Regions from separate parts of the Homo sapiens genome. Here region 1 is linked to region 2. A link is an interaction called in ENCODE POLR2A ChIA-PET data of the cell type or tissue named here. Cell type or tissue: MCF 10A. All regions are shown on one strand. Each heading gives the region's core, and the rest is flanking DNA. Links, peaks and the distances in the headings are about the cores only.

Region 1 (2,903 bases), core at 140-2,639, 190 kb after region 2:
GGATGGGCCCTCATGAATGGGATCACTGCCCTTTTAAAGAAACCTCAGAGAGGTCTCTTCCTACCACAGGAGGATACTATGAGAAGGCAGCTGTCTGCAACCTGGAAGAAGGTCCTCACCAGAGCCCAGCCATGCTGGCACCTCAGTCTCAGACTTCCAGCCTCCAGAACTGTGACAAATAAGTGTCTGCTGGTTCTAAACCACCCAGTCTGTAGGACTTTGTTATAGCAGGTGAGCTGACACCTTTGCAAGAACTGGGTGGTTTTGTATGGTGCTGAGGTGTGCAAAGGCCACACCCCCTGCCTCCTAAGTTCATTCATTCTGGATTCATTTTCTGAGGCTTTCAATCAGGCTCCCTCTCAGCTGACCTCAGTGTATGATAGGGGGTTCCCTTTTCCGAAACCCTCTGAATTCTCAGGGCATGGGAACGGGCCTCCTTGGACACACGGCCACCTACTTACACTCAGGAACCTCAACCGTGAGTCACAGCAGACCATGGTCTCATCCCATCCTCACCACCACCCACAAGGGAATCACTGTATCCCCACTTAACAGCCAAGGAGACTCAGGCTCAGTGATTTGCTGCTGTCAGCCAGCAAGGTGTGGTGAGGCCAGGGCTGCCCTCTCTGCTCAGCTCCCTGCACTGGCGTCTGTGGTGACAGTGTGCCACCATCGGCTCCTACACTCCTCTGTGTTCCAATGCCAAACCTCAGAAATGTGGGCTTCTGGAATCCCAGGGCACAGCTGAACCCCATTTCTTAGTTGCCAGTGTTCACCAGCTTAGCAGGGTCCTCAGGCCTCCCAGCTCTGGGTCCTCCTGGGCACTTGGCAACATTGCTTTCTTGTCCTTCCTGGGAAGAGAGGTGGGAGACGACTCTCCAGACCCGAAAGCAGGGCCACTGCCATGGTAGCCGCCAGGGGATGGGCCACGGGGCCAGCCACACGGGCCTCCTGCTGCAGACACCATTAGCCCTAATTGCTTGGTGCCGGCTTTGAAGGACACAGCCTCATCCTGCGGCTCGGGCAAGGCCTTCCTCGACCTGTCATCAGTAATTGAGGGTAAATTAATATTTACTAAGCAGAGTCTCATGGAGAGGGGTGGGCATGAGAAACCAGGGGGATGTGTGGACCAAGGACCTGCGGCCCCGCTCCAGGCTTTCTCCTCTGTTGACAGGACCCATGGGACGCCGGGCAGAAACCTGATCTGCAGCTAATTGCCAGGGGCAGCCTTTCTCAGAGTTCTCCTGCCCCCAACTCCTAGGCTCAAAGGGTTTCACGTGCCCTTGGAGGCAGTTGTATACATCAAAGGGAGCTGGAGGAAGCCTCTTGATACCCCATTTCCCTTGCACACCCCACCCCCACCCACAGCCAGAGCAGCACCCCCGGGCCCCGGCGGGGCTGGAGGAGGCTTCCCACTGTCTAAAGCAGCTCACCCATTCGCCGTGTGCCCCTTATGCATTTTGTTTCGTCCCCACGGCTCCCAGTGAGGGACGTGCTGCATCAACATTTTTTTGACCAGGGGACCGAGGCTCAGAGAAGTTCAGCAAGTCCTGCGAGGTCACACAGCCGGTTTCGTGGCAGAGCTCGGATCCCAAACCCGACTGCATTCGTTTCCTGGGGCTGCCAAACAAAGCAACCCAAACTGGGTGGTTTCAAATAATGCATCCTGGAGGCTCCAAGTCCAAAGTCAAGAAGCGGTGGGACCCCGCTCCCTCTGGGGCCCTGGATGGACTCCTCCCACACTTCTCTAGCTCCTGGTGGTTTCCAGCCATCCTAGGCCTCCCTCCAGTCTCTGCCTCTCTCAATGCAGGGTCTTCTCCCTGGGTCTCTGCTTCCAGATTTTCCTCCTCTCATCAGGACACCCGTCATTGGACATGGGACCCACCCTATTTCAGGATGACCTCGTCTTAATGACATCTGCAAAGTCCCTATTTCCAAATAAGGTTCCAATCACAGGCATGGGGGTTTAGGACTTGGACATGTCTCATGCCCCAACTTTCTGGGAAAATCACTTACTCTGGGCTTGTTCTTGTCTCTAGAAGAGGAAAGCAGTGAGGGATGCTGAGAATTAAAATACGCTTCCCCCACCACAACCCACCACCCTCCTGCCCCTTGCCGCAGCCTCGGGGGGCTCCACTGCCATTAGGGCCCTTCCTTTCCCACGTCTGGGACTGAGGGCCGGGGTAGAGGAGGCAAAGCTACAGCTTTGGACCTGGGTGACATCTGGCACAACTGCTGAGACTCCCTCTCCTGAGCGTGCTCCTCAGGCAGAGTGCGAGGTGGGTGGCCTCAGACCCTTTAAGCTGCAGCGTCACAGGCCAGGGGTTAAGTGGCTGCCCCAGGGCACACGGAGTCCTTGGTGGCAGGCTGGACAGGAACAGGGGTCAGCTGACCCCAAGCCAAGACCTCTTTACAAAGCAAATCCAGCAGAAAGCCGGCGACCCCCGCACATTGTTGGCAAGCCTCAGAAGTCACAAGAAGCCTCCTGCCAGGCCGAAGTTTTGCAGAGGGGGCACCCCCTGGCTTATCCAGCACCCAACTCCCGTCCATGCAGTGTGGGAGCCACATTCAGAGGCTCCTGGGAACCTGGAGCTGAGGCTGGGGTGGGGGGCCAAAGAGGAGGACCTCAGGGGCCAGGAACTGCCTGCGTGGTGCTGAGGGGAAGCTACGGGGAGGCAGCTTTTCGCTCTGCCTGGAGGACATTTTAACAAGCAGCATTGTCTGGGGATGGGCGGGCCTCAGAGAGCGGAGAGCTCCCTGCACTGCAGACCTCCAGCAAGTGCCCTGGAGCCGCTCATGTGGACAGAGAATCCTGTGGGGCCCCTTCTAGCTCTGACCACCAGGGATCCTGGGCTACCTCTCCCCAGCCCAACATTGCTAACCAGCTTCCCTCTCTCCCCAGG
Region 2 (2,903 bases), core at 115-2,614:
GCTCAAGGCTGCTTACAAAAGCAAACTCAGGCCAGGCGCGGTGGCTTATGCATGTAATCCCAGCACTTTGGGAGGCCGAGGCGGGCAGATCACCTGAGGTCAGGATTTCGGGACCATCCTGGCCAACATGGTGAAACCCTGTCTCTGCTAAAAATACAAAAATTAGCCAGGCTGGTAGTGTGTGCCTGTAACCTCAGCTTCTCGGGAGGCTGAGGCAGGAGAGTCGCTTGAACCCGGGAGACAGGTTGCAGTGAGCCGAGATCATGCCATTGCACTGCAGCCTGGGTGACACAGCAAGACTCTGTCTCAAAAAAAAAATAAAAAAAGTAAACTCAAGGTGAGCTGGGCCGCACCCGAGTCCCTGCCAGGGCTATGTAACCCTGGGTCTGCAGGTCACTCTGCCTCAGGCTCAGTCTTCATGACTGTAAAATGGGCTGAATAATTCCTCACCTGTTAGAGAGCAAAGAGCTAAGCCACAGAGCACCTGAGAAGGATGCCAGCAGCCTTCAGGTGTGGCCTGTATGTCCTCACGATCCAACAGCTCTGGGGGCAGGAAGCACATATTTTAAAGATATAAAGGTATTTCAAAGAAATGATGATAAACTACCCAGATGTCTCCCTCTGGTTCCTCCAAGAAAACACATGACAGTAAAATCGCTCTAAGCAAACTGAATCTTGGTGCAGGGAGCCAGCTTTCTCTCCATCTGAAGACACTTTCTCCTAAATATTAAGATCATTAACACGTTTCCAGACAGGAAGAATGTACTGTTGTTAGCTTTAGACAAACATTATGCTAATTTCAAATCTAGAGCCAAAAACATGCTCCCACCACAATGTGGACGTCTTATTTGTCTTGGTTTCCTCCCATGTCTGATCAGCAGATGGAAACGCAAGTGCTTCAGCTCCTAAGGGGCGCTACGGACTGCCAGAAGGTAATCAAAACCACAGGCTACAGATGATGTGGATGGGGAGGAATTCCGCTCTTCTGGGCAAACTCCGGGTTTGGCTCCTCCTGCCTCGATTTCCTCCTTCCTCTGCCTGTTACCTTTCCTGCCTCAGGGGGTCCTCAGCTAACTTCCCGGTATTCTCTTCTCTCGAGACCCCAATGTCCCTCCACTCTGGTCACCTCCGTCTTTCACAATACAGCAGAGGTAGCTCCTCTCCCTTGTCGTTCCTTCCCCCAGCCCTTCTGGCTTGAAATGCTTTTACTTCCCCGGGCCCATCTAGAATGACAGCAACTGCATGTGCCTGGCTCTGTGCTCTGGGGGCTGGGGCCCAGCATGGGATTAGGTCAGCCTTCAGGCTAGTCCAAGTGAGTGGAGGTGGGAGCCAGGGACTGGTGATCCGAGGGGGACTCGTGCCAAGGACCATGATGGGACAGAGCAGAGGTGGCAGATTTTGCCCAAGGAGGCCCGAGAATCTCCAAGTGAGATGTAAACGCTGCCCACAATGTTTAAGACATCATTTAACAAAGAGTCGGTGCCCTAGGGTGCAGGCAAGTCCCAGCGTGGCAGGGAGGAGGCACCGAGGCTTGGGGTTGTGAGTCAGCCCAGACCAGCTGCAGGACACAAAGCAGGTAGGGAGGGACTTGCCAGAAGAGCTGGAGAGGAGGGAATGCCTGAGGCAGAGGGGCTGCTGCCAGGTTCAGGAACCCATTTGCTGGGCCATCTTGGGCAAATCACTCCACCTCTCTGGGACTCTGCGTCTGCACTTCTAAATGAAGACAGCACGGTGGCCTCACAGGCCAGCTGAAGAACACGAGTGAGGTCACGGCCACGAGTGCCACATGGGAATGGCCCTGGCTGTCTGCTCCCTGCCCCGTTCCAGAAACCAGCCTGATGACTGGCCAGTCAAAGGAAGAGAGGGAGGAAGGAGGAAGAAGGAGAAAAGGAAGGAAGGCAGACAGGAGAGAAGGAGGAGGGGAGGGCGAGAAGGTGGGAAGGACAGAGGGAGGGAATATGTGTTTTTCTTTTGCAGAGACTATAGAGCTGCTTAGACCACTTGAGATGCAAAACCCAAGCCACACTTCGGGGTAAACTCTTCCAAAAAGTGTTTGTTTGGGAAAAAAAAAAAAAAAAGACTTGTTAGGGGAAAAGTCCCTCCAGGTTTCCGTGGTAACCCCCAGCTCCAGCCAGGATAAGTGAACTCATGGAGGACCCAGCAACTCCAGAGACATCTTCCAAGCCTGAGACCCCCTGGGAGCTGGAGCAGGATGATCTTCCAAAGCTGAGCCCCCTGGGAGAACAGTGATCTTCCAAAGCTGAGACCCCCGGGAGCAAGGTGATCTTCCAAAGCTGAGACCCCCGGGAGCACGGTGATCTTCCAAGGCTGAGACCCCCGGAAGCACGGTGATCTTCCAAGGCTGAGACCCCCGGAAGCACGGTGATCTTCCAAGGCTGAGACCCCCGGAAGCACGGTGAGCAGGCTGTCCAGCTATCTCTACAATGGCCCTGTCATTCCTTGAGTAACTCAAGGCGATGTGCTTTTCCAGTGAATTGAACCTGGAGCTGTGTTGATTTGTTTTTCCCGAACTCATTTCCATTTAAATCAGCTGACCTTCAGCCCCTTGCATAATGCAGGCGTTCTTGAAGAGAAATCAATCAACACTTGAAGGAAATGGATTTGTGTTTGCATCTTCTCGGATGGGCCTTCTGCCCTGCATGCCCAAGGTCTAAATCTGTGTTTCAATCACTGTGCACGTGTGTGTGTGCGCATATATGTGTGTGTATGCATGCACTTGTGTGTGCAGAGGCTAGGTGGCAGGGGGCAGCCATGTCCCAAATTCAAATCTACCTCTTCCTGCTGCTGTGTGCCCTTAAGTGAGTTCCCTAACCTCTCTGGGCCTCTGTTTCCTCTTCAGTGAACTGAGGTTGGCCTGTTATTTCACCCGGTTATTGAAGGAA

The links. ChIA-PET counts read pairs that join two places held together with the same protein. Peaks named below come from ENCODE experiments on the same cell type or tissue, not always from the same donor. Only the 100,000 strongest peaks of a DNase experiment are listed, where the experiment ranks them.
Region 1: POLR2A ChIA-PET joins it to region 2 with 8 read pairs; 2 of 35 experiments call an interaction of 5 or more read pairs at or near these places.

The regions. Positions count from the first base shown.
Region 1 is chr4:8,705,408-8,708,310 of GRCh38, reverse strand. No RefSeq gene overlaps it. Among named protein-coding and RNA genes, the nearest start is that of CPZ, 110 kb to the right of the region's middle. RefSeq lists enhancers at 1,369-2,115, 2,116-2,862. In MCF 10A, for the core only: no CTCF peak of the experiment used is centred there; no DNase peak of the experiment used is centred there.
Region 2 is chr4:8,896,632-8,899,534 of GRCh38, reverse strand. No RefSeq gene overlaps it. Among named protein-coding and RNA genes, the nearest start is that of HMX1, 26 kb to the right of the region's middle. In MCF 10A, for the core only: no CTCF peak of the experiment used is centred there; a DNase peak (open chromatin) is centred at 1,534.